2 separate regions of the Homo sapiens genome follow, and region 1 is linked to region 2. The links are chromatin loops, found by intact Hi-C in ENCODE. Cell type or tissue: mammary epithelial cell. All regions are shown on one strand. Links, peaks and the distances in the headings refer to the core of each region. The heading gives the core; the rest is flanking DNA.

The links. A loop is a pair of places that touch in the nucleus more often than their neighbours do. Peaks named below come from ENCODE experiments on the same cell type or tissue, not always from the same donor. Only the 100,000 strongest peaks of a DNase experiment are listed, where the experiment ranks them.
Region 1: it touches region 2 in a loop (2.1-fold over the local background); 2 of 110 quality-filtered maps call a loop at or near these places.

Annotation. Positions count from the first base shown.
Region 1 is chr20:11,174,449-11,185,951 of GRCh38, reverse strand. LOC105372528 (a long non-coding RNA gene) reads left to right here and starts at 7,499. Exons shown (of 3, transcript XR_937260.2): 1 at 7,499-7,542; 2 at 9,253-9,376. In mammary epithelial cell, for the core only: a CTCF peak has its summit at 6,480; a DNase peak (open chromatin) is centred at 6,751; H3K27ac peaks cover 2,901 bases.
Region 2 is chr20:11,113,197-11,124,699 of GRCh38, reverse strand. No RefSeq gene overlaps it. Among named protein-coding and RNA genes, the nearest start is that of LINC02871, 92 kb to the right of the region's middle. In mammary epithelial cell, for the core only: no CTCF peak of the experiment used is centred there; DNase peaks (open chromatin) are centred at 5,679 and 6,709; H3K27ac peaks cover 3,532 bases.

The DNA of each region.
Region 1 (11,503 bases), core at 2,395-10,394, 61 kb before region 2:
TATGTATCAGGTGCTGAGGATGTAAAAGTAAACAACATAAATATATAGTCCCTAGGGCTTCAGATTTCCCCAAAGTTAAACTAGCCAACCATTACATGATGAACAATTTATATTCTAAAAATATGTAGAATAACCATTCATACAATTTATGAATTAATCAAAAATTATTTTTATTAATGATTGCTATGTATGATGCAGTAGATTGATTATAAAAATGATCATTAGAGAAATGCAAATAAAAATAACAATGAGAGAGCACTACACACTAATTTGAATGGCTAAAATCCAATAACTGACAATACCAATTACTGTAAGATTGTGGAGCAGCAGGATTTCTCATTCATTGGTGATATGAATGCAAACTGGTACAACCACTTTGGAAAACTGTTTGACAGTTTCTTACCACTAATTGTGCTCCTAGGTATTTTATCCAGTTGATTTGAAAACATGTCCACTTAAAAGCCTGCATGCGAATGTTTATAACAGCTTTATTCCTAATCTTCCTAAATAGAAAGCAATACGAATGTCCTTCAATAGACGAATGGACAAACAAGCTGTTCTGCATCCTTCATAGGATGGACTAATACTCAGGGATAAAAAGAGTGAGTTATCAAGCCAGGCAAAATCATGGATATATCTTTAAAAGCCTATTGCTAAGTGAAAGAAACCAGGCTAAGTAGGCTATAAATTTATGCTTCTATTAACATGACATTCTAGAAAAGGCAAAACTATAAAGACAGGAAACAGGCTGGTGGTTGTGGGTCATCTGAGTAGGAAGAGGGTTGAATAGGTGAAAATGTGTTTCTGTTTGTTTGTTTGTTTGTTTAGAAAGGTAAAACTATTCTGTATGATAGAGTAATTGTGGACATATAACACTGCATACGTTAAAACTCATAGATCTTTGCAACACAAAGAGTGAACCTTAGTGCATGCAAATAAAAAAATTAGGAGTTAAGGAAATTCCAGAATGGAATTTAGAATGCGGCAAAAGAATCTAACCATATTACAAATGTATGAAACAATCTAACTGAAGGGGATAGGAGAAAAGGTGTCGACCTAAATAATTTTGGAAATGACAGTAAAGGTGAAAAGAACTGCACATAAGTACCGTATTCTACTTGATAAAGCTGTTTCCCATAAGAGTTCAAGTTGACAATTCTGAAACCACTATACATTTATATTGAAATTGAACAATCAAGTGAATTGATAGCAGATGGAAAGTGACAGGTTTCTTAGTGTTGGAGTATGAGGTTACAAATAGCAAAGAGAGGAAGCTGAAATGATCCAGATCATAATCTGCAGTTGGAGATATGAGTAAGAACTCATGTTTAGCTTAATGTAGGTACACAGGGTTGCATATGGAAATATTCAGAGATACAAGGATATGCACAGGTTAGTATACACTCATGCATTTGATCATTCTGTCGGCTGAAAGGGCCTAGCAGCAACAACACTCCAGCAGTAATGACCAAACCCAGGACCCAGCTTTTAGTTTGTAATACTATTCTCTAATACAAGGAACAAGTTTTCCTTGAAGAAATGATTGATTCTAGAACTCAGAAAATATAAAAGAGGAGGCTGAAGGCTCTGTAATGCCAAAAATCAAGGGAATGCTAAAAAATAAAAGTTTTTAAAAATCCCCCACAATAATAGAAGTATGACAAAGGGACACAAGAAGAAATGGAGCATTCCCAATGGCCAAAGCTGGAACAACTTGAGAAAGAAAATAATGAAAATAATATTAATACTGTGAAATTATGACCCAAAGTAGAAAATAAATACTTGTATGTCTATACTGATATAAATAAATAATTAAACAAGCAAGTAAATAAATAAATAAATAGGAAAATAGACAATTCTCCCATGCAGATGAATTACAAATAATTTATTTGGCTACTTCACTTTCAAGGAGGCAGAACATAAGTTTTTACTCTTATTTGTGTTTTGTACAAGGTGACTCCCTTCCAACAATTATAATATGGCAAAGGAGAGGAGAACATCTTTACAGCAGAGAAAGCTGACAAAATTATGCTGCTCAGGTGGACAAGGTCAATATCAAAAGTGATGGCATGCCAATAATATGTACTCTTGTTTTAATGTAATAAGAGCAGCAGTTAACCTCTGTGGTTTTCTTTTCAAAAACTCATAACCTCAATCTGTTTATGAGAAAAGAATTAGACAAATTCCAGTTGAAAAACATTCTGGCCAGGTGCGGTGGCTCATGTCTGTAATCCTAGCACTTTGGGAGGCTGAGGCAGGCGGATCACCTGAGGTCGGGAGTTTGAGACCAGCCTGGCCAACATGATGAAACCCCATCTGTACTAAAAATACAAAAAATAGTCAGGCATGGTGGCGGGTGCCTGTAATCCCAGCTACTCGGGAAGCTGAGGTGGGAGAATCGCTTGAACCCGGGAAATGGAGGTTACAGTGAGCCGAGATTGTACCACTGCACTCCAGCCTGGGTGACAGAGTGAGACTCCATCTCCAAAAACAAACAAGAAAAAAACAACTTCTACAAAATACCTGAGCAGTGCTCTAACAAAAACTGTCAATGTCATCAAAACTTAGAAAAGGCTGAGAAATTGTCACAACCAATAGGAGCCTAACAAGATATAATGACTGAATGTAGTGTATTCTAGATAGGATCCTTGGAGAAAAGTAACATTAGATAAAAATTCAGAAAATTTGAAAAAAGTATGGAATTTACTAGTGATAATACATTTATATTGGTTCTTTAGTTGTGACAAATGCACGATGGTAATATAAGGAGTTAATAATAGGAAAAGTTGGGCTTGGGGTATATGGTTCCCTATTATCTTCATAATTTTTCAGTATATATAAATCTATTCTAAAATAACCCATTTTTTAATCTAAAAAGATTATCTTTTGCAATATGATATCTTGGCTTCTACCTTCAAGTGGTAGGGCCTATTTCCCTTTTCCTTGAATTTGGGCTCATCTTGTGAATTGCTATGATTGCAAAAGTGCTGTTGTGCAAGTTCCAAGCCAGGCCTCAAGACACCTCGCAACTTCTGCTCTGTTTCTTGGAACCCTGTCACTGCTATGTGAATGAGCCTAGGCTGTCCTATTGAAGAATGAGAGATATGGATGACAAACCAATTGCCTCAGCTGTAATCTGTCTAGGTCAGTCTACATGCATCCAGCTGCATTCCAAATAGGTGGAAAAACCTGACTGCAGATGTATGAGTGAATACAGCTAAGAGAATAAAACCCTCATGATCTTTCCATCTACTTAAGAAAATAACAAATCTTATTATTTTAAGCCACTGAGATTTGGGTAGGATTGGTACACAGTCATTACTAATTGATACATATAACAATTTATGTTGTGATTGTACAGCCCACTGTCATTTTTGAAACAGAAACTTCTAGTGCATCTTAACTTCCAGTGTTTTATATAACACGAATGGAAAGAATAACATAAACTGCAGGATGGTTTTCTGTCTTCCTTTGTATTATGTTATATATGCTGACCTATTTAATTCATCAGGCTCATGCCCCTGACTACATCCATATTCAAGCTCACATGAAATCTTCCACTCTTGTTTACAAATATAAACCCAGAATCAAGTAAAATTGGTATATCAGTAATGAAGCTTCATCTTCTTCATTTTTCTATATCCAGGAAAAAATAATGGCATTTAAGAAAAATAATTTTGTATTAGATTATATTGCTGTTCTCAATTATTCATGCCTCCTTGGCCTGTAAGAATATGTACCATCATCTGTTGCTATGTGATTTCTGTGCTTTTCCAAGGGAGGAATGTGCTTTGCTGCCCCCTTCATTTTGAACCTTGTCATGACTTGCTTTGTTCAATGGAATATAAACCGTCTTGATGTGTAAATAGAAGCATTAGAGGATACTGCACAAATGGCTTTCATCTTTTTTCCTTTTCCAAGAGAATAGCAAAGCCAAAAGAGCACTTCTCCTTGACCGTCAGTGCCGGAATGAGAAGAAATACAATGGGACAGTCCCAAGTTAGTTGACATGAAATGTGAGCAAGGCATAAATATTTGTGATTTAAGCCACTAAAATATGAGGATCATTTGATATCTCAGCGATGCTGACTAATACAACTTCTCATTTATCTATAAAATGGTAAATGATTGAGAACAGTTCACAAATCCAAAGTACTAAATTAATCTACATTCAACTGAACTGTACTATTATCTATTAAAGTTATAGAGAAAGTCAGTGAATTGTATTAAAGATGCTGTGTTTGTGTGTATTTATTGTATTATATAATTTATATTGCTTCTTTGGACCACTGAAAATTCTGTTTTTTGAGATTTATTTGTTGACTTATTTACTTAATTATTTGCTTGTTTAAATTATATACAGGTTTCATCACAGTGGAAAACAAGAAGTAAAAAGACAGTGGTGAAATTACTTATACTTTGTAAAAAATAAAGTACAATTAAATTGCTTTGATTTAGTAGTGTATTAGTCCTTTTTCATGCTGCTGATAAACACATACCCAAGGCTGGGCAATTTACAAAAGAAAGAAGTTTAATGGACTTACAGTTCCACGTTGCTGGGGAGACCTCACAACGTGGCAGAAGGCAAGGAGGAGCAAGTCATGTCTTACATGGATGGCAGCAGGCAAAGAGAGAGCTTGTGCAGGGAAACTCCTTCTTATAAAGCCATCAGATCTTGTGAGACTTATTCACTATCACGAGAACAGTATGAGTGAAACCACCCTGATGATTCAATTATCTCCCACTGGGCTCCTCCCACAACATGTGGGAATTATGGGAGCTACAATTCAAGATGAAATTTGGGTGGGGGGCATGGCCAAACCATATCAAGTAGTGATTTTCAGATAGTACAGGGTAAGAAAAAAATAGCTTTCCCATTTTAAGAGCCCTAGATAGTTCTTGAACAATCAATGTTCATATGCAAGTGGCAGCCAGATTTGCTCTCAGCAAATTGGTTGTTTGGAGAGTGGAATTTTTCATGTGGTAACTTACATTTCAATGAATTTATATTCTTCCCAATCTGCTACCCCAGTGCTTACATTCTAGATTCAGAAGAAACTCAGCTTAGTCCAGACATTTTAAGCTGCAAGGGAATTGTTCAATGTGTCCAACTGTGTATTTTTACTCATATCATCTTTAGAACTATCTCCAAGAGAAGCCAACCTGTATTTCCAAACAGAACTGGAGACTATAAAAAAAAAAAGGAAAAATGAGTTAAATGTGGTGGTTATGCTAAAAGAATTATACCAAACTAAGTCACCAAGACTTCTTTGTCAGAGACCTGATCAATATGATTACAAGTTAATGCTAGAGGGAAGAAGAGGGAGTTCTCACCCTGAACTCAGCAATGTGACAGTGGCATGGAAGATGTCAAGGACTGTAGGTGGGAAATAGATGGAAGTCAGCCTGGACTATCCACAAAGCCCTACAATGTCAACAACTCTAGCAATGTGGTCAGCAAGGCTAAAGTCCTTGTGAATTTTTTATTGTTGGGGAACCAGAACCAACATCTAATGTTTCTATCAGGTGTCTTGCCTAATGATGCTCTGCTTTCACTACAGTCTCCAGGGGAGGGGAAACTTGTGATGTGGTTTAAGTTATTATAAACAATGTCTTTTGTAGGTTGTATGAATTCTAGATCACTATCTGATAACTGCACACTTCCCAGAATTCATAGTCAGATCAGTGGCCCAGAATGAACTCATATTGAATTTTGGAGGAAGATGACTTGAGAGAAACATGGGATTCTTCTTCCATTGATGGTAAGAGCCTAACATCTCCTTGTTGTGTAGGGACACACTCAGAGATGCAGTATATAAAGAGAAGTCTTAGAAAGGCAAGACCTAAACAGAGTATTTGAACAAAGGCAGGGTGATTTGACACTTTCCTGGAAAGTCTAAAAGCTATAGTAGATAGGCCACTTTATAATACTCTTGACCAATAAATAACCTTTACATCTGCATTAGAAATGTGTTAGCCTTGAGAGCCTGTCTGGGAATGGAGTATATTTCTTCTAATATTAAGTTTCCTTAATTCAGATCCTCAAAACAATTTGAAACTTTAGCATTGACTTGGATGATTGCATGGACAACCCAGGGTGACCAGTGGGAAAACCAAAATTATTTCCAGGATATATGAGCATCCTGACAATGCTTTCCTTGTACTATATCTTATGGGTTTATGCTCAGTGGCTAAGCAATACATGAAGACAGGAAATGTTTGGATTAAGAACATTCGGAAGCCACAAGTTACAATTTGATTTTGATACATCCCTACCTCTCTAAATATGTCAAAATAAAGACTAATAAATGTAAGGACATATATGAGTGTTCAGAAACCTCTAAAGATTATATATTTAATATTGTTTTTTGAGAATTACAAATATTAAATTATCCTAAAAAATATTTTGGAGTCATCTCTACTTTGCTGGTGTAATTAGCATGGCATTCATCCACCCATGTGATCCTCTAGCAGTGAGACAGGCTTATCTTGGCCACTAGTGGGACACTTTCTGTGAATTTTATCTCCATAAATCACTGAGCTTATGTTTTCTAAACTGTAAAATAAGGCTAAATATTCCAAGTGATTCCAGAAGTTCTTAGAGAAAGACGGGAGCGGTAACCCATGATGTATAAGGATAGTCAAGTTGGTTTCTGTAACATTCTGAATGAATTTCTAAACCAGAGGGGAAAAGTAAGGTGATAGGCTACCTGAGAGAAAGAGGCAGTCAAGACTGAGTCACAATGACTCAGAGAAGGGAATGAGCTCAGTCCAATCACATAATACTTGCTATTGTGCCCTGGCTTAGTTAGAAGCCAGATTCAGGAAGCACATTCCATTAGACTAAATAAAGCTTCGATCATGTGTAAAATTTCCAACTTGAATAAGCAGCCATCCTATCACTCATCAGGCTAGGTGCATTTAATGGGTGTAATTTCTTCCTCATATTTCTATGCATTTATTGTTTCATTTTTATTATAGGAACTTGGGCTTCTTATTAGACTTATTATTTTCTATTAAACCTAGACTTAAGTAAATACTGTTCTACAGGGTGTACATGCAAATATGTTTCCTTTAGATTGCCAAAAGAATAGGGCAATCTGATTCAACTTAACTATGAGATTAGAAGAAAGGAAAAGTGAAAAAAAAAAAACAACTATTAAGCACCAAGGCAATATAACCTGAGAGTGTATAAAAATTATTTTTGGGGAATTGTAAAACATTAATTCCTCAATTTCAAAGGTCCTGATTTTATAGATTTGAGATAGAATTCAGAAAAATGTATTTTAAGAAGGCTTTATTATATTTTATTTTAATATAGCTGAGCATTGCCTTGGGCCTTGGTAAACTAAGTTAACTTTTCCTTAAATTACTTAGAGGAAAAGGAAAGAAGATTAAATATGAATGTTATTTTTACTCTATTAAGGCCAATTTTCTGGAAAACAATATCAGAAACTGTCTCTGCAACATTTTAATTTCAAGATTGAATTGAATTTACCAGAGCCGCTGAGCTGTACAACTTCTGAAGTTTGGAGCATCCAGGTATCAGCTGGCTGCTAGCCAGAGCTTCAGAGCAAGTGTTCATTAAGCATGATTAAAGTGAGCTGTCATTTTATATATATTTTGGCAGATTTTTCAAGACAAAAATATGCCACAAAAAATACCTAGAAAATATGCCTTAAAGTGGAGACATAGCCCCTGCATAATTGGGGATGAGAAGTGGCTTATTTAGTTTTTTTCGGGGGAATAGTAAAGCCAAAGATGTTTCTATTACAAATTATTCAGAACTTCCCCAGATGTAGACTCAGATGTAGACCTTGAGACAAAGATTCAAGAAGAAATTGTTTCAGAGGTGATTTTAGGAAATACTAGTAGGAGAGGTGGGAAGTCACACTAGCAAGGGAAGATAATGAACAGGGGTGCTTTGTCAAGCAAGTCATCACTGTGGACAACTGGAGCTCAGTCTTACTGGGGAACTCTGGAAGCCTGTGGAACACGTGCATCTGGATTAGCTTCCCCAAGGGAGAGAGAGCTGGGGTTTTTATACACTGACTTCTTCAGTCATTGACTAAATCCTGCTCCAAAGGATCATTAATTTCCTGGGACTTCCAGCCTTCCTCCTGCATGGGCAAACAGGCTTCGGGATCCAGGGCAAGTCCTCAGGCAAAGAAGTAAGCTCTCTGGCAGTTGGGATTCGGGCAAACATATACCAAAATGGTAAAGACCAAGGATGTGGGAGAAGCCCTGAAAACATCAAGTAGGGGATTTGGGAAACTTAAGTCTTTGAAACCAGCTACTCTTCCAGTATAAAGAATAATGGAAGAAAAAACTCGCTAGGCAAGAGCCAAGGCTTATTACATTTAAAATGTCTCTTCTATGAGGAAACTAAGCCAGGTTAAAGGAGAGAAAACTAGTCGGCTGCCCTGATCACCAATCCATAGAGTATATTAAATTATCACAGTGATAAATTGGATTAATGGAACCACTTCACTTAGATTTCAACTTGAGAGTCCATCCATAATCGGTAAAATGTAAAACTTTCCTTAATCCCCAAAGTAGAGAATGCCCTCAGTGGAAGTTTTAAAAGCACTTCTTGCTCACATGCCTTAGCCCTATTGAAGTTTTCTGCTCCATCTAAGTGTAGGTTTCATGGTACAATCAAAGTGAGCAGAAATTCTAAAACTGAATGACACATGGCAAAAAGCTGTTCACCTGGCATTTGGCATTTATTTTCTAAATGTAAATGGTTTGATATGCCTCTTACTAAGAAATTGTTCAGGCCTGGCGTGGTGGCTCACGCCTGTAATCCCAACACTTTGGGAGGCCAAGACGGGCGGATTGCCTGCGGTCAGGAGCTCGAGACCAGTCCGACCAACATGGTGAAACCCCAACTCTACTAAAAATACAAAAAAATTAGCCGGGTGTGGAGGCATGTGCCTGTAATCCCAGCAACTGAGGAGGCTGAGGCAGGGGAATTGTTTGATCCAGGGAGGTGGAGGTTGCAGTGAACCAAGATTGTGCCACCGCACTCTAGCCTGGGTGATAGAGCGAGACTCTGTCTCAAAAAAAAAAAAAAAAAAAGAAAGAAAAGAAAAAGAGAAGAGAAGATAAAGAAAATAAAAGAGAAAAAAAGGAAAGAAAAGAAAAGGGAAATTGTTCGGTTAAGAAAACATATATGTAAGAAATTATGAATTTATGTTAAACATAAATTTTTAAAAATTAATTGAAAATTTTCCTTCTGCCTTCACAAAGTAAATGATGATCGAATGTGTAAACAGCATCATCTTGATGGGATGCCAGGTTTTTAGCCCATAGAGAGAAATCTCATGTGGCTTCATATGGCACTTTGGAACAACCACCAAATTTTGTTGACAAAGTGAGTAATAATATAGTATTATTTAAATATGCCTAGTACCTTCTCCTAAAATATTGAAGGAGTGTCCACAGATGCACAAACTACAGCTTTGGAAAGAATTAAAACTATCATTTTTTCCATGGTGGTCAAACAATTACAGTACTTAAAAACTTGATACCCTAAATCTATATGAATGGAATAATACATAAATTTTTTTTAACTGGAGGTTTGCATATTCTTCAGATGGAGACACTGAAAAATGTAACATGCCAGATTTAAAGTTCATTCTGCCTCTGGTCAGTTCTGAAATTCAGAAGACTTGCTCTTGTGTGCTCTGTGGATCTGAGCAAGCTGCATTTAAGTTTGACACACACAGACACACATACAAGGTACGACTGTTTAGTTGAGACTTTAAATTCAATTTATTCCCACTTCCACTGTTTATCCTCCAGCAAAATTTACAAATTGTAGAAGAGTTCCCTGGCTACATTTGTGCTGGGAATGCTTTCTAAAGAATTTAGCTTAAATCTACCAGCTTGGCACTAGGACCATTAATATAAAAAGATATTCTAAAGTAAGTGTCAATTTCTCAAGGCTTTGTTTTTAGGTTATGTTTTCTGTTACACATAAGTGACTGTTTGCTGTCATTGAAAACTATTGTTAAAAATGTCTTTTCTAAGGGAAAAAGAATCTGGCTACCAACACTGTAATTTGAATATGGGTATAATTTTGCAGCCAGGGCTTATACTGCTGATTTGGGCACTTTCCATATTGTTTTATTTTTGAGACTCAAAAGCCAAAAATATGAGCTGTGAAATCCTAAAAATCACCACTGGCTATTGAAACCTTTATGTCTCTTAATGATAAGACCATACTGAAAGTGTCCAAATTAAAAAAAAATGAGATGATAAACTGAGAATAGTATGAGTTGAAAGAGATGCTGATTAAAAGACACAATAGAAGAAAATTGTATGTATACCCTCCACATTTACATTACACTCTTTCTGTGTCTCTTTGGCTATAAAGTGAAGAGTGACAAGGGAAATGCAGAGGGGAGTAAGAATGAGAAAAGAGGGATAGGAAAATAAAACAAGAAGGACAGGCACCATTTGAGGGTTCATAGTAATGGAGATAGTGACAGAGCAAGTGTCTTGGTCTTAGTTCCTTCTTCTATAACATGCCAATGTTGACAAGGGTGGTCTCTACATACTCAAATAACATTAAAGTTTTTTAGTTCTTACTTTTAATGTAAGAATCTGACTTTAGCCACCAGACAATAAAACATGTCAGAATGACTGCTTCTCATATCTTGGAATAAAAATAGCTCCTTGAAACATGATTTGTGAGAACAAGTTGTCTCCTAGTTTTTTGCGTTTTTTTTTTCTACACAAAGACCAACTTATCAGGCCATTCAAGCTTCTGAAAGCACTTGAGCAAAACTACCAACTGGTAGAAACAAGATCAAGATCAACCAGATTACTGGAGAGCTCTTTGCACAAGGAGCTTTGTGGGCCATGATGCGAGTCGACCCTGTCACTGAGCCCGGAAGTGCAGGTATCAACTGCACAGAGGCAATCAATTTCCAGGTCGAGTTTGGTAGGGCACTGCCCAGAAGTTGAGATGAATCTTGCCTTATGGTGGAGATGTTAGGCCCCACAGAGATAACAAACACCAGCCACTGGTCAGATACTTTAGTGGTAGAACTGATGTCAGTGCAAATATAGAGTCATGCCTGACTTCTGCTTCCAGCTCAGAGTCAAGCTGGTGCATCTTACACTGCTTTGGACAGAGGCAGTGTGATGCTTCCAGCCACTTTCATTTGGAGGTGAGAGTCCATTTTAGAGTAGTAAAGACTTTGCCAATGGATTTCCATTATGTAGGTTTTTAAAGGACTTGGCACAGGGCCACATCAGCTTTTAGTCCCCACATAACTGCATGAGAAATAACGTCCATCCTGGCTGCTTCATACAGATCACTTGCCTGTCACAAGGAACGTGAGCCCTGCATGGCCACAGAACTGGCCTTCCCTCAGTTAACTGAGTTATATCAGATACATCGCCTAACTAAGGACCTACGTGGTTCTGCCGCCAAAGTTTAGATGTCATAATCACCATTTGTTAAGGGGCTTCTAACTCCAGTTTGTCCTGA
Region 2 (11,503 bases), core at 2,102-10,101:
TGCCAAACTGCCCTTTGAAATCCATCCCCTCTCCATCCTGACTGCTCCCCGTCACCCGCCCACCAACCCCCATCTAGTGCTTCATCACCTCACACCTGGATTACAGAGCAGCCTCCCGGCTGACCTCACTGATCTCAGCATTCCTCCTGCCCTCTAGACTACCCCACACACTACTGTCAGCTTAATTTTCTTTAACCCCTGCTTTCCTCATCTCATCCTTCCTCTTTTCCCTTTTTACTTTGACTCTATAGCAATTTTAAACTCTTTCGCCTGCCTCCCAAGTTTCTTCATAATATGAATGGATTCTACCTCCCAAGCATGTTTTCCACCGTGCTTAGTGCTGGTCCGTCCCCTCCCAAAGCCTGGCATCAGCCCTGTGCTTGTGCAGTTTTGTCCCAATTCATGTCCCCAGAAAGCATTCCATAACTACTCACTTCTTCACTTTTATTTGCCTTTCTTTTACAATTCTAGGGTATAATATCGGTATCTCACATTGTGGGAGACCTCACTATTGTGGTATTTAAGTGAATACCTGAAAGATTTAAAGGACTCAACTCACAGAAAAGAATGAAAAGTGGTATAGCTTGTATACAGACCCTGTGATAGCTTATGGGTGGGGAAAGGGGAGGAATAATTTTGTATATTTAATAAATTGTAAAGAAAAAATATTTATAAAGAAATTGTGTTTAAGAAAACAGAAAAGGCCATTGTAGCTGACATGTAGCTTAAAAGGAGCAAATGTTTTCGAGATGAGGTTGGACTATAAGTAGGGCATTGGCAGCCATGCCAAGAGGTGTATTTTATCTAAATTCAACCCACCATAAAGTTATTTACATTAAAAAGAAGGAGTTTGTTTACTAGAAGATAGCTCTTGCTTTGAAGAATGAATGGCGGTAACAACATCAGTGTGAAGGTTATTTCTATGAAACAGAAGAGAAAGAAAGGTGGCTCAGAGTTGGTGGTAGCAATGAGGACAGAAATTTTCAAAAAACATTTTGGAAGTAGAACTCACAGGACATAGATATGAGTTGGATGTGAGATGTATGAGAAAGTGACAAATCAAGGATGATTCCTATATTTTAGACTTGAGAAATTGAAGACATTTTCTAAAATAGAGAAGACCATGGGTAAAAAATTACATTGAATCAAATTTTTAGTTTTGGGTTTAGCTCCAGGAAAAAAGGTGGATTAAGTAGTCCTGGCCTTTTCCTACCCCCTTGAAAACAACAAGAAGAGCTGCCGAAAATAATTTTAAATCTATTTAAAGACATTGGAGTGCCATCAAGGCAGTGAGGATTTGTAGAATAATAATTTTTTAAAAAGGAAATTTAAAAAAAAAATGATCCCGGCATTTGGTTTCCACTTTTCTTCCAGGGCTTTTGCCCATTTTGAATGTGGAAACCAAGAGTATGAGAAGCGGATTACAGATTTTGCTAGATTCATACTGCTAGAAGGACAAAAATTAGAGTATGTTGTATGTGAAGGAGGATCTTTGGTAAACACCCTAGTCTTTTGGTTGGTACCTTTAAGACCACACCTAAGAAAAAAAGTTGAATTGGAAGTAGCCCAGACCTCAGAGAGACTGGACCCAGATTCAAATCACTTCAACCCCCAATTTAATTAAGATGATATGGGATTGTTAGTAACTAGTTTAGCTGCCTACCGAAAACAATGATAAATCCTCTCTGAAGAAAGATAAACATCAACTGAGGCTTCAAAATGTCTCCAGAAATTATCAAACACAATTGTCTAGCATTCCACAAAAAATAAATAGAATACTAAAAATAAGATGGCCAAAACAAATGACCAAAAAACAAGAGGAAATATAATAAAAACAGATACACAGGATATCCTGAATATGAAGATCTCAAGCATAAAAATAATGCTGAGTAATATGCGCAAGAAATTTTAAACAGAGATGAGAAGAAGAATTTTGGAATAAAATAGAAACTTATTTTTAAAAATTAAATGAACATTATCAAGCTAAAAATACAGTAACAGATATTAATATCTCAGTGAATGACTTTAATAACATTATAAAAAGCTGAAGAGAAAATTGATGAAATGAAAAACAGATCAGGAAGAAATATATGTATTGAAATTTTAAAAAAATTATGTAAAGTACAGAAAATAATATAAAAATCATATTGGAGATACTGAAAGGTTCTAACATACCTTAATTAAAACTCCAAAAGGAAAAGAGAGAATGTGACAGGAAAAAATATTTGAAAGATAGTCTGATATCTAGGGATTTTGCAAAATGATAAAAGTCATCAAACCACAAAACCAAGAGGCAGAAGTTACTAGCAAACAAATCCAGAGATACATAAAAACAGACAACTCATCATGAATAACAATGAAAAGTTTCATTTAACATTTGAGAAATCAACATATAGGACACATATGTTACACCCATAATCCCAGCACTTTGGAAGGCCAAGGTGGGAGGATGGCTTGAACCCAGGAGATTGAGGCTGCAATGAACCATGATTGCACCACTGCACTCCAGACTGGGCTACAGGCTTTAAAATAAATAAAATAAAATAAAATAATTAATTTATATACTTTAACACATTAATAAAATAAAGAATAAAATAATACAGCATTTCAATAGATGTAGGTAGAATTTGGTACAAATGGCAAAAGTTCATGATGAAAACTTAGTTAGCAAGCAGACCAAAAAATGAGAAAGTAGAGAGCAGACATACACAAAATTATGAGCAAGCCTAACTTCATTGTATTAAACCACAGAAATCACATCTTTAAAAAATTTTTACAGAACATTTCCAGAATGAACATATGTTGGGTTATGTTGAAAATCTTACCAAATTTCAAGGAATTGAAATAATACAAATGTTATACTGTAACCACAGTAGAAGTCGCAACAAAAAAGAACCTAGAAAATCTATTTTAAAATTAAGCAGTACATCTCTAAGCAGCCCATTGTTCAAAGAAGAAACAATGAAAATTAAATAACATTTTAAACTGAATTATAATGAAAATACTACTTATCAGACTTACGGAGCTTCACTAAAATCTCGCTCAAAGGGAAATTTATAGTCATAAATCCACACATTAGAAAAGAATGGCTGAAAGTCAGTAATCTAAGGTCTATATCAAGAAATTAGAAAAAGAACAGCACAGTGAATCCAAAGAAAATAGAAAAATGAAAATAATAAATATAAAAACAAAATTTAATAAAATAAATGGAACTATAAAGTCAAATCGCAGCTCTTCAAAAAGAGCAATAGAGGTCATGACCAGCCTGGCCAACATGGTGAAACCCCATCTCTACTAAAAATACAAAAATTAGTTGGGTGTGGTGGTGGGCGCCTGTAATCCAAGCTTTTTGGAAGCCTGAGGCAGGAGAATCACTTGAACCCCAGAGTCAGAGGTTGCAGTGAGCCGAGATTGCACCACTGCACACCAGCCTGGGCAACAGAACAAGACTCTATCTCAAAAAAAAATAATAATAATAATAGAATAACCCCCTGGCAAGACTGGTGAGAGAGAGAGAGAGAGAGAGAGAGAGAATGCAGATAATTTCTGTAATGACAAGGAGGACACCACTAAAGATCCTACTGACATTAAAAAAGAAAGAGTATATAATCAACTTTGTGTCAATATATTACAATTGAGATAAAATGAATGTATATCCAGAGGTATACATTTACTAAAACCAGCACAAGAAATAATAGAAAATGTGTTTGTAAATGAATTATTTGGTTTATAAGAATTTTTCCCAGTTTTCCATAAAACTCAGCTTCATCTCCTCATCACTCACAAACAGAAGAAAAACCCTTCTATGAACTGCAAATTTTGAGTGATTCCACCTGGCTCTTCCCCTTTATGTTCCAGAAACATCTGCATGATCATAAGCAGGAAAATTTGCTTGCTCTGTTTTCTCCAAATCGACTCTTTCTTACTCATAGGTGAAAAGACTTTGAAACCATGACCCTTAAGCCTCATGAAAAGAACTGAATGCTAGACTGAATAGCAAATGTCAATACTGGGTTCCTAGATCATTTCAGGGAACTTCACCAAATTCTCGAAGTGTGAGATGGACCTATGTATGCCAAGACCTCAGAGTTCTCTCCATGAATGTCATAGTGAAGTCATTAGAATGTCCCCCACGAAGAACCTCAGAAGTCAAATTACAATTATTATAATAAGTAATGTCTCAACTCTAGAGTGCCTAGAATTCCAGTCGATTTTGAGCTATATGTATATCCCCAACCTCTAGCAAAGTGCCTAGCACTTAGTAGTTCCCCATTAATTCCTTATTGGATTAATATCACATGTCAGTGTGAGGGAAATGTAAGGTAAGCAGTTTTGAAGACAGCTCATATGGATTCAAAACTGTAAATTCAAAATCAAGTTATTTTTCAACTTGTAATGTCATTATATAGTTTACTAAGTTCTGAACAAAATGCAACTAGTCATATTTTCACTGCCAGAGGCAATAAGTCTGCAGCCCCACAAAATGCTAACTTGTCTTCATGTTCTGCTAATTCACAAGATTTATGTTAGTACAGTTTCACTTAAACTACTGACTATACTCAGCTGAGCTCAGAATTCATTCAAATCCCTTTTTTTGACTCCAGAATACATTTCAAACTCAAGATTGTCATCATCTCTTTCTCCACCCAGACTCATAAGCCAGTTCTTTCAATAGTAACCAAAAGAGGTATGAAAAGAAGTGAAATAGTCCATCAAAGTTAGCACAATTAGATAGATATGTGGGCATGTAGAAAAATGACAGGAGAGTAATTAGCATGAATTTTAATACCACATCTTTTGGAAGACTTGCACTACTTTATTGCAACCTTACCACTTGTGAACAATGTTGTCATTGCTGGTCTGTGGCGATGAATAAGCTTCATAGCACCCAAACGCCATCAGAGGTTCTATATTTACCTTACTTCTGCCAACAACCCATGTTCTCGCATTTTCCATGTAAAAGAGCTCTATGTGGGCCAGATTTAATTTAATGCAGAAATACTCTATGTCACTTCCAATAAAAGCAAAAAGGAAAGGGAGATTCACACACTAACTTATCAAGGATGGCAGCTCATGCTGGTGTTTGGAATAGTTTGGAGGTATTGTTTTGTTTACAGAGCCTTCAAGTTCAAAGGAAGGTACATGAGACTGATTAGAATGGCCTCCACAGATCTGTTTTCCAAATAGAAAACATATGCCCTTATGGGGTGAGCTCTTCATTCCCAGCTACAAGTGAATTTGAAAACAGTTTGACTCTGAGGAAGAAGAATGCAATATTCCTTACATAATACCTTTCTGAGGTAGGTCCAGGACAAACTCCTGATGGCCAAGGTAAAAATCATACTAAGTGTCACCAAAGGCTTTGACCTGGTGCTCATGCCAAGAGGAGCCTAAGACACATTCGTATTCAGTCCTCTGCAGATTCTTCAAGGTGAAAACACTGATGCCTATAAAAATTACGTGATTAGACCTAAAACCACAAACAAATCCATGGCCAAGTTGAAACTCTAACGCTGGTGTCTTGATTTATGACTCAATACTTAATATTACGTCATGCTGGACATTAGAATACATTTTTAAAACTTCATTTAGGGAAGACATTGGGAAAAAATAAACTCTCTTACTCTCTAACAAGACTGAAAAGGTATAGAGATAAGTCATGTTTTATTTAATAGAGAGGAAATCCTTATATATGAGTCAAGTTAATATTTTTCTGTGATTCACAGAAGATTCCAGGTGCAAGTAAGATGAATTGTCTCTTGTTTTCCAGTAGAATATTTTCATCCTTTTCCATGTAAGCATGAGTAATATTCAAAATTAACTGAATTGTTTTGTTCTGGCTAAATGCAGGAATGTCATTCTGTAAAAATATGTACTATGAAAAATAAAGATATTAATGATAAATTGGCCAGTCATGAGCTCTTGTCTGTATACAATAAACTGAAAATAAGTGTGAAAATACAGTGCTTTTTAAGTATGTGATTTTTTGAATGAAATAATAATGATTTTGAGTCATTTAAAAGCACTAATTTTGAAAGAAATGAACTTTTCATGGCAGTTTTGGGCATCTGAAAAGTAAGTTCATGGTTTACATCCCATTCTTTTGTAAGGCACCTTCTGGCCCATCTTTTTAAGAGGTGTTTGAGGGATCTGAATCTCTCTTTGGATCTGTAATACATTATAGTCTGCTGATAAGCATCCTATAATTTTTTACTGCATCATTACAAAAAAAAATTGGGGGCAAAGTAGACATTTAAAATAAAGTTTTGTTACTCGAAAACAGACAGTCTCCATCCTCATTCTGAGTAATGTCTGCCTCTATTCAGTTCAACAGCCCACAAAGAGAGTAATAGACAAAGACATGCCAGATTTTAAAAATCACACTCTGAAACCATACCTAGTGGAGAAGCCCAGAAACTGCTTCACTGAACAATGTACTTCTGAAAATATGTTGAAAGGTGGAGTACTATTTTATTTCATTGCTTTTTTCCCCCCTTTCAAAATTTGTATACCAAGTTCCCTTATTTAATAAAGACCTCAGGGCCTTCAAAAATTGATTTGTTTGGCTTTGGCCATGGAGACACTCCGGGCTTTTCCCAGTTCAGATCCTGAAGAGATTCATGTTGACTCAAAAGCCAACTTTCTTTGGCAGATCCCCTACTGGACTCAGCCTTTGTCCTTGCCAGTACCCCCTGGCCCACACTGATGATATCACTCTGAGTCACACACAGGCTTCACATACATGGCTCAGACACAACAATGATGCTGCTGATGACAACCCCACTGTTAATAATCTGTTCACATGGTGATATGAAGCATTACCTGGCTCTGTGTGTTAACAATTAAAACTTGTTTGGTTTTGCTTAAGCACAGACTATCTAGGATTAGACTAAGCATGCTGTTGCTTTCTCTATCTTATCTCTATCTTTGTCATGCATCCTTGGCCAACATATAGGAGAAATCTTTTTGGACATCTTTTAGCCTTTGATTGACCTCTTCTGGCTAAATTAACATGTCTAGGACAAACACAGGTTATGTTTGACACCATTTCTCCTTGAGGCATGAAGATGTACCTCAATGATGAAAGATGAGTATAAACTAACCTTCACAAGCCTTCTCTTGAAGATGTACTACATTGTTGTGGAGTTTCTGTTTAATTGTGCCTGATAATTATATTGCTGAAATGCTTTGCCGAGAAATTTCAAAAGAAGAACTGTGCTCTACAGACTTTATGTCAACAGTTTTTTTTGTATTTCCATGTATGTTTGAACTAAGAACAACACTGGAATTTTCCAAAACTCCATACCAGTGAATGCATGGAGTTACATAGTGACTATTATAGTGTTTGCAAGGTTTTAATGCTAATTATTGCATTTAAGAAGGCATATGTGGAAAGCTGAAACTGGATCCCTTCCTTACACCTTATACAAAAATTAATTCAAGATGGATTAAAGACTTAAATGTTAGAGCTAAAACCATAAAAACCCTAGAAGAAAACCTAGGTAATATCATTCAGGACATAGGCATGGGCAAGGACTTCATGTCTAAAACACCAAAAGCAATGGCAACAAAAGCCAAAATTGACAAATGGGATCTAATGAAACTAAAGAGCTTCTGCACGGCAAAAGAAACTACCATCAGAGTGAATAGGCAACCTACAGAATGGGAGAAAATTTTTGCAATCTACTCATCTGACAAGGGGCTAATATCCAGAATCTACAATGAACTCAAACAAATTTACAAGAAAAAAACAAACAACCCCATCAACAAGTTGGTGAAAGATATGAACAGACACTTCTCAAAAGAAGACATTTATGCAGCCAAAAGACACATGAAAAAATGCTCATCATCACTGACCATCAGAGAAATGCAAATCAAAACCACAATGAGATACCATCTCACACCAGTTAGAATGGCGATCATTAAAAAGTCAGGAAACAACAGGTCCTGGAGAGGATGTGGAGAAATAGGAACACTTTTACACTGTTGGTGGGACTGTAAACTAGTTCAACCATTGTGGAAGACAGTGTGGCGATTCCTCAGGGATCTAGAACTAGAAATACCATTTGACCCAGCCATCCCATTACTGGGTATATACCCAAAGGATTACAAATCATGCTGCTATAAAGACACATGCACACGTATGTTTATTGCGGCACTATTCACAATAGCAAAGACATGGAACCAACCCAAATGTCCAACAATGATAGACTGGATTAAGAAAATGTGGCACATATACACCATAGAATTCTATGCAGCCATAAAAAATGATGAGTTCATGTCCTTTGTAGGGACATGGATGAAGCTGGAAACCATCATTCTCAGCAAACTATCTCAAGGACAAAAAACCAAACACTGCATGTTCTCACTCATAGGTGGGAATTGAACAATGAGAACACTTGGACACAGGAAGGGGAACATCACACACCAGGGCCTGTTGTGGGGTGGGAGGAGAGGGGAGGGATAGCATTAGGAGATATACCTAATGTTAAATGACGAGTTAATGTGTGCAGCACAGCAACATGGCACACGTATACATATGTAACAAACCTGCATGTTGTGCACATGTACCCTAAAACTTAAAGTATAAAAAAAAAAAAGAAATGCAAGCACCCTGGCCAACATGAAGAAACCCTGTCTCTACTAAAAATAAAAAAATTTGCTGGGTGTGGTGACACGTGCCTGTAATCTCAGCTACTCGGAAGGCTGAGGCAGGAGAGTCGCTTGAACCTAGGAAGCGGAAGTTGCAGTGAGCTGAGATCACTCCACTGCACTCCAGTCTGGGCAACAGAGAGAAACTCCATCTCAAAAAAAAAAAAAGAAATTAATCTTAGGCCAATGTTTTAATACAGACATCAATTGAAAGCTTGATAGAAAAATGAAGTGCTCTGATGGATTCTATAGAAAACCGCAAGTTCTGGGCCAGTGGTCATGATGATGAAGCTAAGAGGTCAGTTAGCTGAGTGGTTCAGAGTCAGGGGCTAACACAGGGCAAGTCAGGCTCCATTCCTTTGAGAGTCAACTGGTTCTGTGTAGTCAAATCCCTGTTAGTTGTTCTCGTGGTCCGCTCTGCTGAACAGAGCTAAATACTAATCTACCAAGTATAATTTCAAACCAAGTAATAATGTCTACAGTTGTTAGATGAATAAACTTCAGCATACACATATTATTTAGAACTACAGAATTTAGAAAGCAGAAGAAACCATTCAAAGAGTTGAAAATGGCAGTGAGACTGAGGAGTGAAAAACTGGTGTTTTTCTTTATTTACCATTTTTAAGTGTTTTCATCTGTGTACATATATAGATCTAATAAAAATATGAATGATAAAAAATAAATCATATATTAAACACACACATATGCTTGGTTGGTATTGCTAAAGGAGGAGAATAAATGGGACAATGTAAAGCATTTAGTATAATATAACAATTCCTCAGCATAAGTAGATGAGAGAAAACATTCACTCTTTCATGCATTAAATAATTAAGAAACAATTACTATGTACCATATACAGGCTAGATGCTGTGAGAATATGCAGATGAGTTTGCCACGGTTTCTCTTCTCAAAGAGCTCATAATTGAGTAGGAAGACGAAGAGAGCTAAACAGCAAACTACAATATAAAAATTAAAGTTTTATAATGAAAAATTACTAATAAGTACAGAGAATAGAGAAATGACCTATTGATATTCACAGGAAAAATTGAGACAAACTTCACAGAGAAAATAAGCATTTGAATTCAGCCTTTAGTAATTATAGCAGTGATATCTAATACATCGTCATGTTTCCTATGTGACAGGAACTAGAGAGTTTAGAGGAGAGGAAGGGGAAGCACTTCAAATTGGGAGAATAGCATGAGAAAAGTCAAGGATATATCCAAGCTCCTAACACTGTGTGTCTGGAGGGTTTGGAAAAGATAAGGCAGAAATGTTAGAAGGGGAGCCAATGGGAGAGGGTTTACAATGCCACACAATGACACTTATTTTTTAATTCTTATTGGCTTGGGGAAAGAAAAATGAGACTTGGCAAGGTTTTAACTCCAGTAACCCTTTGAAGGAAGGATTAGAGAGTAAGAACAGAGAGGTATCAGTTAGAAATCTACTTCACTAGCAACAGGGAGCATGAGGACATGAACCAGGACATTGGCAGTGGGAAGAGAAGAAAAGTAGTACATTAATTGGCAGTGTGTGGCAGTGGAAAAATCAATTAAACTGAGCAGCCAATTAAATGTAGGAGGCAAAAATAACCAGAGATCAAATATGGGAGGTTTTCAGTTTGGACAGTTGAATTAATAGTAGTGTCAGTAACTGGGACAGAAAATACAGAAAGAGAAACAGGATCATGGAGAAACTGTAATTAATTCCATTCTGGACATCTGGGCTTCAAATACTACCAAAACAAGCAGTGTGAAGGCTGCCATTGACAAGTGGCAAATATCCTTGATGACATACAACAAAAACTTGAATCATAGACATTTATTAAACTCCCAGTATGTGCAAAGGATTGGAAAAGATCCTACGGGGTGGGCAAAGCACCTTAGGGTATAGTTCCTGACCATAGGGGCTTAATAATGTAGGAATGAGTACAACATGAACATATAAAAATGTGACTAAGAATGGTTCAGAGAAAATGTTGTGGGAGAGATGGGAAAGAACCTAGGCCTTGAAAGACAGATGGGGTGGAGCAAAGAAGGGAAGGGAAAGAAGTTCTCAGTGAAAGGCTTGGAGGGGTTGTTAAGAAATGTGCTTCGGTGAGACCAGAAATAGCTGGACTGGAGTTAACTTGTGAAAAAAGGAGAGAAAATAAACATGGGCCGAAAAACTGATGTTAACTTTTGAGCCTTCTTAAGTTAATATGCAACAAATATACATATTTGGGGGTACAGGTAATATGTTGATGCATTCATTTAATACACAAATATCAAATCAGGATAATCGGGATATACTCACCTTAAATATTTTTTCGTTACACTAGAAGCATTCAAAATATTTTCTTCTAGCTGTTTTGACATGTACAATAGATTATTCTTAACTGTAGTCACCATAATGATCTATCAAATAGTAGGTCTTATTTCTTTTATCTAACCGTATATACGTACCCATTGATCAACCTCAGCTTTTGAGCATTTTTATTTTTACGTTTGTTGTATTTTAGAGACAGGTTTCTCTCTGTTTCCCAGGCTGGAGCACAGTGGCATGTTTATAACTCACTACAGACTCAAACGCTAAAGCTCAAGCAGTCCTTGCGCCTCAGCCTTCCAAGTAGCTGGCATCACAGGGGTGCATCACCATGCCCAGCCAATTTTTTTTTTTTTTTTTTTTTTTTTTTAGGGAGATGGAATCTCACTATGTTGCCTAGGCTGGTCTCAAGGTCCTGGGTTCAAGTCATCCTCCTGCCTTGGCCTCACAAAGTGCTGGGTTTATAGGTGTGAGCCACTAAGCCTGGCCTTTTTGAGCATTTTTTAATGTCAAGCACAGTTGTTTGAACTGGACTGAGGCAACAGAAAGG